Regions from separate parts of the Homo sapiens genome. Here region 1 is linked to region 2. The links are chromatin loops, found by intact Hi-C in ENCODE. Cell type or tissue: IMR-90. All regions are shown on one strand. Each heading gives the region's core, and the rest is flanking DNA. Links, peaks and the distances in the headings are about the cores only.

Region 1 (5,477 bases), core at 646-4,645, 1.0 Mb after region 2:
CCAGATAGGAGGCTGAGGCGGGAGAATCACTTGAACCTGGGAGGTGGAGGTTGCAGTGAGCTGAGATCACATCATTGCACTCCAGCCTGGGTGACAGAGCAAGACTCAGTCTCAAAAAAAAAAAAAAAAAAAAAAAAAAAAAAAAAAAAAAAAGTAGAATGCCAGACACTGGTACATGTTAGTAGCATTAGATATTATTATTCTGTTTGTAACCACTTTGACCAGCGAATGGCAAAGCTGTTAGCCTTGGAGGTAAGATGGGATTTATGTGGGTGTGAAAACAGATAATTTGGTTGGGAGTAAGAGGGGATTGAGATGGACAGATAACTAAATTCTGGGATGGTACCTTTCGCCTTTATGGGGTATGAGCAAGTTCCAGGTAGGAAAAGTGTGGAAAATAAATGTATAGGACAATGTCAACCTTAGGGCTGGTTTTCTGTAGGATTCCAGAGGATGCCTTTGATTCTCAGTAAACCCCAGAAAGCCCTGAGAGAGGCTCTTCACCAGCTCCAGCAGCAGAGGCTCCTCCCCTATCCCAGCACTGAGGATTCCATTCACCTTGTTTTTCTTTAGGGTCATGACTCTTACCAAGGGGTTGTGGAGTCTTCCGAGGAGCCACCCAGCTGTCCCACTCCAGGGCCTCTAGGACAAGGGTGTCTGCAGACAGCCTGGTAAAGTCTTTTTCTTCTCCACCGTCTCCTCCTACAGCCACACAATGAGCCAATCAGGGGCAAGGTTGCAGCTGGAACCCTGGCTCCCGATGTCTTGTCTGCATCCCTCATACCCATCCTGGGCATCCTGCAATTCCCACTGACTCTAGAAGCCCTCAGTCAGCTGCTGTGAGAAACTGACATTCTGTAAATTCTGTGTTTTGCCTTTGTTTTGTTTGTATTATGTTATAACATCAAGAGAAACCCAAGGGCTTTCCCCAGAATGGGGAAAAAGCGGGATGATTTTGATCACGTGGCTCTACCATTTACTCAGTGGGGAAGAGAAGGTGGCCCCTGACCAGGAACAAGGTGATAGATTTCTGTGCCCGTCTTCACTTTGTGTCTTGTTTCTTTTCTGCCTATCATCATTTAGTCAGGAGTTTTTTTTTTTTTCCTGTGTACTTAGAAAGTATATGAGAAAACAGAAACTCTTTCCATAAATCTTGTTAGGAGAGAGAAGAATCCTGTAGTTACTTAGGATGGAAAATCCTTCTAAGACAAAAGGGCCTTCAGAGCAGGCTGTGGGAGCACATTGAGCCCACAGAGAGAGGTTGACCCCCATGGGGGATTTTGTCTGGCCTTTCACTTCCTAATACCTTGTTGTCCACATCTGTGTAGTGGGTCTCCATCTGTCCTGCCTGCTTCTGAGAGATGACAGAGGGAGTCTCTGAAAAAGCCAGGCGTCAGATCCTGTAGGCGGGGTGCCATGGGCATGGCCTGGACAAGTGAAGCCTGACATGTGGGTGCTCTCCTCCGGACCCGGAGCCCCCCTGAGAGTGCAGAGCCCTGACCCTCACAGCAGCCTGTCAGCAGCGCCTCGAGCACCTGGCTATTCTGCGCTTGGCTGACATCTCGGGATTCCTCAGTCTCTTAGGAGAAGGAGAGGAAATGTGTGTTTTCAGTTTGGGAAGGAAGACACACCTCTAAATGTCAGACCTGAGGCTTCCGATAAGCCCATAGGATATTTTCATTTCGGAACTGAAAAGAGCCGACCCAAACACCTACCTACTGAGGCCCATGAAGCTCACACTCCCAGAGAGGTTCAGGGGTAAATCTTGCGCCGCGTCACCCTTTCCAGTGAAGAGACGGCTTTGAAGCTTGCGCCTCGCTCTGGGCTCATTGTTCTGCGTGTAAAGGGCCTTTGCTAACACCCACTGGCATTTTCTAGTACAAGGGAACACTGTGTCAACCTACATGAAAACGGAAATGCTAATGCACCTGGGATTTGAGACCACAGCGCCCCCTCCATGTTCAGTAATCCTGGAGGCAGCGACTGGAAAATACATTCCATGCAGCACAGATTCATTTAGAGCAATGTCTTTCAGACTCTGTCCCTTGGAACCCTGAGGTTCCACAGAACACATCAGGGACTGGGGCAGGGGGACAGATGGCCGCTGGAAATGGGTGCCCTCCAGGCCTGAGCAGGACCCCAGGCCTTCCTTTCCAACCTGACCAGAGAACTTTTGCTTCCATTTTTATGCTGTGGTTCTGCACACAGCTCCATTCAACAGAAGGTTCCCCTGCTTTAAAAAAGAGTTTGAAGACCCTTGGCCGAGGTAGAGGCTCTATTCAATCTATAATTCTATTTACAAGACAAAAATAAATAACCTATTTATAAATCCAGCTTAATTAGCCCTCGCATAAAGTAAAAGTAAACCTCAGCAGAATTCTACAGGATTCGGTCATCATAATTCTTTCTCCTCCTTCAGATGTAGTTGAGGGTCCTTGCGTCTGTCATTAAGCTCCTCACTCCCCATTCATAAGGCTGCCTTGTACTTTTTGAAGGATTTCCACAGACTCCTTGGCTGGGAGCGTGAGCAACCTCAAAAAACCTTCACCAGCCCGTATGAAGTGTCTGACTAAAACGCAGGAGGTCATTCTCTTTTCTGCCAGGGGCAGCTTCTCAAACACAGAAGGGTGGCTCAGGAGAGGGGGTGGGGCAGGGGCCAAGTCCAATGGCAAAGGCAATGGCTTTGGGCCAAAGGGTAAAAATGCTTGTTTTCAGGAAAATTAGAAAAATTTGCCTGAGGCAGGTCCCACTTACACACTGAGTTCTTATATGGGCCCTTTTATATTGCTGTTTACTTTGCTTTTTAAATTAAAAAATCAGTGCCTGCCAGTCAGGGGGCCTCTCCGGCCCTGAAAGGGTCTGCCGTTGCCCCCACCCCAGCTCCCCACCCCAGGCTCCTGGGTCAGAGACTGATGGGAATTGGGCGTCAAGAGGGAAATGTGTGGGTTAGAGGCGAATGTGGAGTCTGGGCTGTTTTTCTGTATGGTAATGGACAAGCCAGGGTGGCCATTCTGAGACAGGCACTTTCTCCTCTCCAGTCTCTGGGGTAGGCCTTTGAAAACAATTGCCAGCCAGAATGACTGAAAGAATTTTCCTGGGGATCCTGAGCAAAACCTCTGAGAGAAGGGGGAGGCTTTCCCTCGTCCTCCCTGATAGATCCCCAGGGCACTGCATTCCCCAGGCTGGCATTTCCCCACTCCTGCCTACAGGTTTGCTGCTGGGGGTGGTGGGGGCAGTGGGGAGGCCAACATGGGAAGCCACTGTTTGTGATGCCTGTGACTCAGCCCAGCTTCTAGAGGGCTGTGGCCCACACAGCACCTGGGGCTCCCGTGTCCCCTCCCAAGCCTGGGGCTGTAGGCTCTCCACCTGCTTCCCAGCCAGGCAGGTGACTGCCCCATGCTGGTGAGAGCTGAGGCCTTGGAGCAATTCAGACTCTATTCCTACCACTTCCTCCTTTGGAGGCCTCTGAGCCTCAGTGTTCTTAGCTCAAAAATGGGATTACAACTACAATTTGCTTGATAAGGTTTTTGGAAGGACAAAAAAAGAGACAATCTTTATGAAACCCCCCAGTTCAGAGTCCTTGGCACATCATAACCACTCCCCAAAACATTAGCTATTATGAGTTACTATAGTTAGATATTCTTGATGGGAAGCAAGTGCTTCTAGTATAGTATCTAATAAGAGCACCTCCCAGCGGTGCCAGTTGCTAGCTGTGTGATGTCAGATAAATTCCTTTACCTTTCTGACCTTCACTTTCCCCCTTCACAGAATGAAGATGACCATTCCCATCCCACAAGGTGACAGTGGCCCAATGAAAGCAGCAAATGCAAACAAGTACTTAGTGCAGGGTCTGGCACTTGGCAAACAGGCAATAAATGATAGCTGCTGTTACTCGTGGCAGCTGTCGTGTGGCATTCTCCAAGGACAACATAATGTTATTGGGTTTTGTTTTTCTCTAAGACCTCCCTGGAGCGTGTTCTTGCAGACTGACCCAGCAGTCAGCTGAGGGACATTACTAACCCACCCAAGAGGGACAGGACCTGCCTGAGGTCCCTGTACCTGCACACAACTCCATTCGACAGAAGGTTCCCCTGCTTTTAAAAAGAGTTTGAAGACCCCTGGCTGATGTAGAGGCTCTATTCAACCTATAATTCTATTTACAGGACAAAAATAAATAACCTCTCTGGGTCCCCTTCACTCTCCCTTTAGAATGATGCTGTTTTGACACTGGGCTGGGGCAGGGAGATAATTGTTTTAAATTTTTTTATTCTCATCAAGTTTGAGAGAATGCTTTTAAGGCTGTGAGGTGGTCATGAAAGGTAGAGTGAGAGGTGAAGCCCGCCATGTGAAAGTGAAATAGAATTGAGAAGATCTCACGGGATCTGAATCACTTCAAACAAACAAACGTTTAGCATTCAAACAAAGGCTTTCTGTAAAGGTTTTAGAGCTGGGGCTGGAGTTTCTTACCCTGTCCCACCCTCACCCTTCTCTGTGACTCTCTCCTTTGTTGACTGGGGATGCAGGGAAGAGAGGAGAGATTGTGGGAAGAGAAGGTGGCTCGTGGCTATGCTTTGCAAGGCTGCAATTGCCAAGGGTGCAAGATGGACATCCTGATGGACCCTGATGTAGAAATCTTGCCTCAGTTGGACTGTAGTGAGTTCATTAGACAATCCCATCCTCTCTCACATCTTCAGGGGAATGGAACTAGGAATCTGCCAGCTTGGCCTGAGAAGAGGGCCCTGTCCTGAACCCACATGAATAGCAGGATAGGCGGCCGTGGAACTTTGATGGCTGAACCTGGACTTTCTTGTTTACTCAGCTTAACCTCTTGACTATAATGTGCCAACTACATATTTATTCACAGAACTGTTAGAGATAAAAGGGACCTCAGGGGACATTCAACCTGGCCCCTTCACTTTGCAGAAAACGGAAATGAAACTTCAGATGGGTGAATAACTTGTTCAGGTCCCATCCTGGTTTCTGGCATCATTGGGGTGAAAATCCAGATCTCTGAGCTGATTTTCTACGTTTCTTGTTCATTCTCTCTGATCTTCTCGTTTTAGGGTGGCTATGGGAACAGTGACTACCAATTACTTTCCTGGGTCTTTGCCCTGCTTTGCACTAGTTTGTGCCTGCATTTTCCATTCTGGTGGATGTTGGTTACCACTCAGATTTGCCTCACTCTTTTAGGATACAACTAGTTCGCGCTTTAGAACTTTCAGAATTACATTAGATGCAGAGATGTTAGCTGGAACTTGTCACCTCACATTCTCCCTCTGCTCGGGCTCTCCTCCTTACCCCAAAGAGCGAGACAAGTGTGGCAAATCCCACCTGAAAGTTTGCTGCAAGTCTCCTGCTGTGTTTTCAGCAAATTCATTTCAGGTGGCTGTGCCTAAGTTTGCAGCTCATCTTCTATTTTGTAGAAGAATCACTTGGGTGGTTCCTTCCTCTCATAGGTGCTTTCCTTCCCTGTCAAG
Region 2 (5,477 bases), core at 545-4,544:
ACAACCTGACAAGATTATGATGAGAATCAAAATTTTCTAAGTAGATGCCCAATAAAGTTAGTCACCCTCTTCAAAAGCCTGGATGCTGGAAGATGGATTTGTATAGCCTTCTATCAAGATTCCAAGATCCTTGAGGGTAGGGCAGTGTTCTTTGCTTCTGAGTTCCTTGAAGCATGTTGCAATAGTCTGGGCCCATAAGAATTGCTCTTAAACAAAAATACCTGCTGATTTGAATTTGAAATCCTCTCTTGGTCTTCCCTGACCACATGAACTGATGCAGACACCAAGGACCAGCATCCTGAATAGGGCCTGGAATGCAAGTGATCTTAGCCGCAACCAGAAAACACCATTTTTATAATTCCCAGTTCTTGTCACCTACAGAGTGGCAGTCACCAAGCTTCTTACTTTCTGCCCTTTGAATCACAAAACCACAGTTCTGGGAAAGATATTAGGGATAATCTCATTGCACCTGCTGCTCCTCTGGTCAGTGGCTGCCAAGACAGGCAGCAGTCAGTGATGGATGCTGTTCCTGCTGATATTAAATGCATAATTAATGAGCCCGTAAGAAGGAGACAAGGCGTGTTCCAGGCAGGGTACAGAGAACAAATCCATTCTTACACAGGGGGAGGAAGAGGTAGGAGAACAAAGATAAGGTTGGAAAATGATCCTGTTCTTGGGTACTTTTCAATAAATAGCTATGGAAGCCTCATTAGGAAAAGAGACTTACTTTATTTTGTAATGTTGGCCACTCTTCTGTTTTACAGAATCTTGTGGGTGTGACAGCCCCAGGCAATGTTGTGGTGACCAGAAAGAGGCCTCCTGTCCTGTTTATCAAGGACTGACATGCATTCCCAGCCCTGACACATTTAGGGGCATGATCATCATAATCATTATCCAAATAATAAAATTACTATTATTATAATGAGCTAACACTTACTAAATGGCTGCTATGTCCCCAGCACTGTTCTAAATGCTTTACGTGAATTCACTTAATCCTCACAACAATCCAATGATATAGCTGCTATTAGTATCCTGATTTAATGTTGAGGAAACTGAGGCACATAGAGATGAAGTAATTTGTCTAAAGTCACTCAGCTTGCAAGCCCGTACTTCTCATGTATGAAACCCTCAATCTCTGAGCATCTCTCAAATACAGATTTTCTTTCAGGAAAACAGGATATAAACCTAAAGGAATGCCCTGAAGGACTGAAGTTGAGCTTCTCTTGGAAAATATCCATCTAAGAGCATGGAAAATAGTGAAGTCAGGAAAGCAAGTTTGAGGCTGCAATAGCCGATACCCACGGAAAGAGATGAACAAACTAGCTCGCAGTTATATGGACCAAACCCTGTCACCTCTGGCCCCTAGGTATGGTGTTCCAAGTTGCCCCTCCCAAAAAGCAGAAACTTCCCTAAACATACCCATGACCAGAGCCTGCAGGCCTCTCAGCCACATTTGGAAGGGAATCAAACATCTCTCCTGATTCAAACCAGCTAAAGAGATATGCTTTGTTCCCGTGTCGAAGATTTATAATGCCAGGAGAAACTCTCACCCAGACCCTGTCAGGCAGTCAACCCACTGCAAGGGTGAAAGTCTATATCAGGCACGTGGCTGTAGTCATCTGGGTGGGCTTTGGTGTCAGCCACCACTGTGTTCTGGTCCCAACTTTGCATTGATGTGCTCGGTGACACCATGCTATCTCCTTATTATCTCTGAGTCTTACTTCCTGCCTCCTTAGAGCAGAAAAAATATTAGTAATAGTGGCCAACTTGTAGGGTGGCTGTAAAGACTGCAAAAGATAATGCCCTTAAAGTGCTTCTCGTGAGATCTGGCATGTATTATTAACCATCAGAAAATGGCAGCTACGCATTTTATTATCGCTCTCATTGTCACTCAGTTGCCTGATTTGAATGCAAGGTAGTTCAAGAGACTCTTGTTCAAAGATCCTGTTCATCCTCTCAGCAAATACTCATCTACTCATAGGCTGGTGCTCTCAGAAGGGTGAATCTCACAGGCCTCAGCCCAGACGTCACCTCCTCAAGGAGACCTACTATGTGCCAGGTACAGAGCATAGAGTTGTTGTGTGTTCAAGGTCTTTATACTCACGAGGCTTAAGTTCTATGGGAGGAAAGAGAAAATACGCAGGTAGACAAGAAAGATGAGTTCTAATGATATTTAGTGCTATGAAGAGACTCCAGGAAGCCACATGGTTTTGCATAATGACTGTGGAGTGAGTGGGGGTGATCCTCAGGGAGGAGTCAGGAGGGGAGGCCTCTTTAAGGAGGAAGTATTTGAACAGAAACTTATGGGACCTTACAAGTGGATTCTTCCAGCAAGCCCTTCGTCACATTCCAGTTCTGGAAAAACCCTATGAAGTAGAAAGGGTAGTTGTTGCATTTTACAGATGACTCACTTGAGGCACGGATACAGTCCAGGCCTTGCCTGAAGTTGCTCAGCTTCTGAGAGGCGAAAGCCCAGAGAGGAACTGAACAACTTAGATGAGCAAGTGTGGGGAAAAGCAAGAGAGATCAGATTGTTACTGTGTCTGTGTAGAAAGAAGTAGACATAGGAGACTCCATTTTGTTATGTACTAAGAAAAATTCTTCTGCCTTGAGATTCTGTGACCTTACCCCCAACCCCGTGCTCTCTGAAACATGTGCTGTGACAACTCAGAGTTGAATGGATTAAGGGCGGTGCAAGATGTACTTTGTTAAACAGATGCTTGAAGGCAGCATGCTCCTTAAGAGTCATCACCACTCCCTAATCTCAAGTACCCAGGGACACAAAAACTGCGGAAGGCCGCAGGGACCTCTGCCTAGGAAAGCCAGGTATTGTCCAAGGTTTCTCCCCATGTGATAGTCTGAAATATGGCCTCGTGGGAAGGGAAAGACCTGACCGTCCCCCAGCCCGACACCCATAAAGGGTCTGTGCTGAGGAGGATTAGTAAAAGAGGAAGGAATGTCTCTTGCAGTTGAGACAAGAGGAAGGCATCTGTCTCCTGCCTGTCCCTGGGCAATGGAATGTCTCGGTATAAAACCCGATTGTATGCTCCATCTACTGAGATAGGGAAAAACCGCCTTAGGGCTGGAGGTGGGACCTGCGGGCAGCAATACTGCTTTGTAAAGCATTGAGATGTCTATGTGTATGCATATCTAAAAGCACAGCACTTAATCCTTTACATTGTCTATGATGCAAAGACCTTTGTTCACGTGTTGGTCTGCTGACCCTCTCCCCACAATTGTCTTGTGACCCTGACACATCCCCCTCTTCGAGAAACACCCACAAATGATGAATAAATACTAAGGGAACTCAGAGGCTGGCGGGATCCTCCATATGCTGAACACTGGTTCCCCGGGTCCCCTTATTTCTTTCTCTATACTTTGTCTCTGTGTCTCTTTCTTTTCCAAATCTCTCGTCCCACCTTACGAGAAACACCCACAGGTGTGGAGGGGCATCCCACCCCTACAGCAAGGAAAAAACACCATCATTCCAGTTCATGAGCTCAGTGCCTACTACCCCCTAAGCCCCCACTGGAAGAGATAGATGCTAGGGATCGGAGACTTCCCTGGAGGGGATCCTTTTGTGGGGGGCCTTCCCTCGCACATCTCCAGGCAGAGGAAGCAATCTGGACTTTCCCACAGAGTTTGTGCTTCTTGGGCCTGGACCTGGGGCAGGTGTGTCATTCTGTTTGCCCCAGGCACATACTTTTAGGACCCTGAATCTCTTAGAGGTCCCAGTTATTGGCTGAGCACTAAAAATGACTTTCAAAGGAATCAGGAAACCACAAAGTTGTACTGGAGAATTTGATTGTAAATCATTTTTCATTGTCAATGACTGGCTGCCCTTTTGGTTCCAGAGAATAGAAAAGTAAAAAAAAGGTGATACATTTTTAAAAGGTGGTACAGACTCTGACAATGAATGAATGCAAATCTCCTTGTTAATATAAGAGGCCATTATACCGTCACATTTGCATATGATGATCAGTTGATGACTATTTAATCAAGGCCCTGGTTGAAAGCCTGAGAATTTTCTCCCCAGCCATAACCCCCCGTGGGAATCCCTGGAGAGACTGGGACAGCTTCTGTGGCCTTTGGGATGTGTCTGATGGAGCAATCAGCCCAGAATGTCAGAGACGCCCTGGGCAGCTCCAAGGGTAGCTCTGGTGGCTTATACTCACCTGGAACTCAAAGTTCGTGTGTTCTAGGAACTTCTGGTTCATGGTTTCTGCAAACTTGTTGATAGCTCTCAGGAAGACCCTGGAAGAGGGCAGAAAATTACCAGACTGTCTGAGCATGATCCCTTAAGTTCCTTCGTCCTTATGCCAGACTAAAATTCCCTTACCCTCTTTGGAGAGAGGCTCAAAGGCCAAATTACTGATTTAGAGAGGTCAGCTAATGCAGATTAACAACTATTCACACTCTAGACTCGGGGCTGTTTGCCTTGCAAGAACTCAATAACTGTTCGACTTCTTTTTGAAAATTTGCATTGTCTTATGTTTAAGATATTACAAGCTTATGGAAGAAAATTCATGCTATCCAGAAAAGATCTAAAGAGAAATCACCCCCCCCATCCCCAAACAAACAAATAAACAACCTGCTACCACATCGTATCACCTAACGAAAACTGTCATCCATGTTTTGATGAACATAATTTCAAGGGTCTCCCTACATGTATATACATGAATGATATTTTCAGGGTATCATTTTGATAAATGGGGCTAAACAACAAATGCTGTTTCACAGCCTGTCGTTTTTACTCAACAATAAATTGTGTACTTCTTTCAGGCCAATGAATGTAGATATATATCATCCTTTTTAATCACTGAAGAGCATTCCACTGTATGGATGTATCACAGTTTAATCCATTTCTTATTGATGGATCTTTTTGGGTTTTTTTCTCAGTTTTTTCTGTAATAAACAATGCTCCAGTGATCACTCTTCTGTGTATATCAAATACCTCCTATATATACCCCTTCTCCACTGTTCTCCTCCAAGTAATAATACTGTTCAAATGGGCCGGGTGCAGTGGCTTGCGCCTGTAATCTCAGCACTTTGGGAGGCTAAGGTGGGTGGATCACTTGAGGTCTGGAGTTCAAGACCAGCCTGACCATCGTGGTGAAACCCTATCTCTACTAAAAATACAAAAATTAGCCGGGCGTTGTGGTGCACGCCAGTAATCCCAGCTACTTGGGAAGCTGAGGCATGAGGATCCCTTGAACCCAGGAGTTGGAGGTTGCAGAAATCTGAGATCATGACACTGCACTCCAGCCTGGGCAATAGTGAGAGTCTCTCTCAAAAAAAAAAAAAAAAAAATAAAAAATAACAATACTGGTCAAATGTCATGCATGTTTAACATTTTGGTACTTGTCAATTTGCATTTCTCCTTAAGTGTCTTCCTCTCCATGTTGTTCTCTCCTTCCTCCTTGCCAAGCCCTTCTGACTGGTCTTGCAGCCTCCAGTCTCTTCATCCTGAAAAGCTC

Evidence for each region. A loop is a pair of places that touch in the nucleus more often than their neighbours do. Peaks named below come from ENCODE experiments on the same cell type or tissue, not always from the same donor. Only the 100,000 strongest peaks of a DNase experiment are listed, where the experiment ranks them.
Region 1: a loop joins it to region 2, with 10 times the contacts of the local background. A loop is called at or near these places in 4 of 110 quality-filtered maps.

Annotation. Positions count from the first base shown.
Region 1 is chr5:168,989,300-168,994,776 of GRCh38, reverse strand. The region is part of intron 4 of SLIT3 (slit guidance ligand 3); the gene reads left to right. It overlaps LOC124901130 (a long non-coding RNA gene), which reads right to left and starts at 1,801. Exons shown (of 2, transcript XR_007059042.1): 1 at 1,716-1,801; 2 at 589-702. In IMR-90, for the core only: no CTCF peak of the experiment used is centred there; no DNase peak of the experiment used is centred there.
Region 2 is chr5:169,994,863-170,000,339 of GRCh38, reverse strand. It overlaps DOCK2 (dedicator of cytokinesis 2), which reads right to left. Exons shown (of 52, transcript NM_004946.3): 30 at 4,176-4,254. Among named protein-coding and RNA genes, the nearest start is that of INSYN2B, 17 kb to the right of the region's middle. In IMR-90, for the core only: no CTCF peak of the experiment used is centred there; no DNase peak of the experiment used is centred there.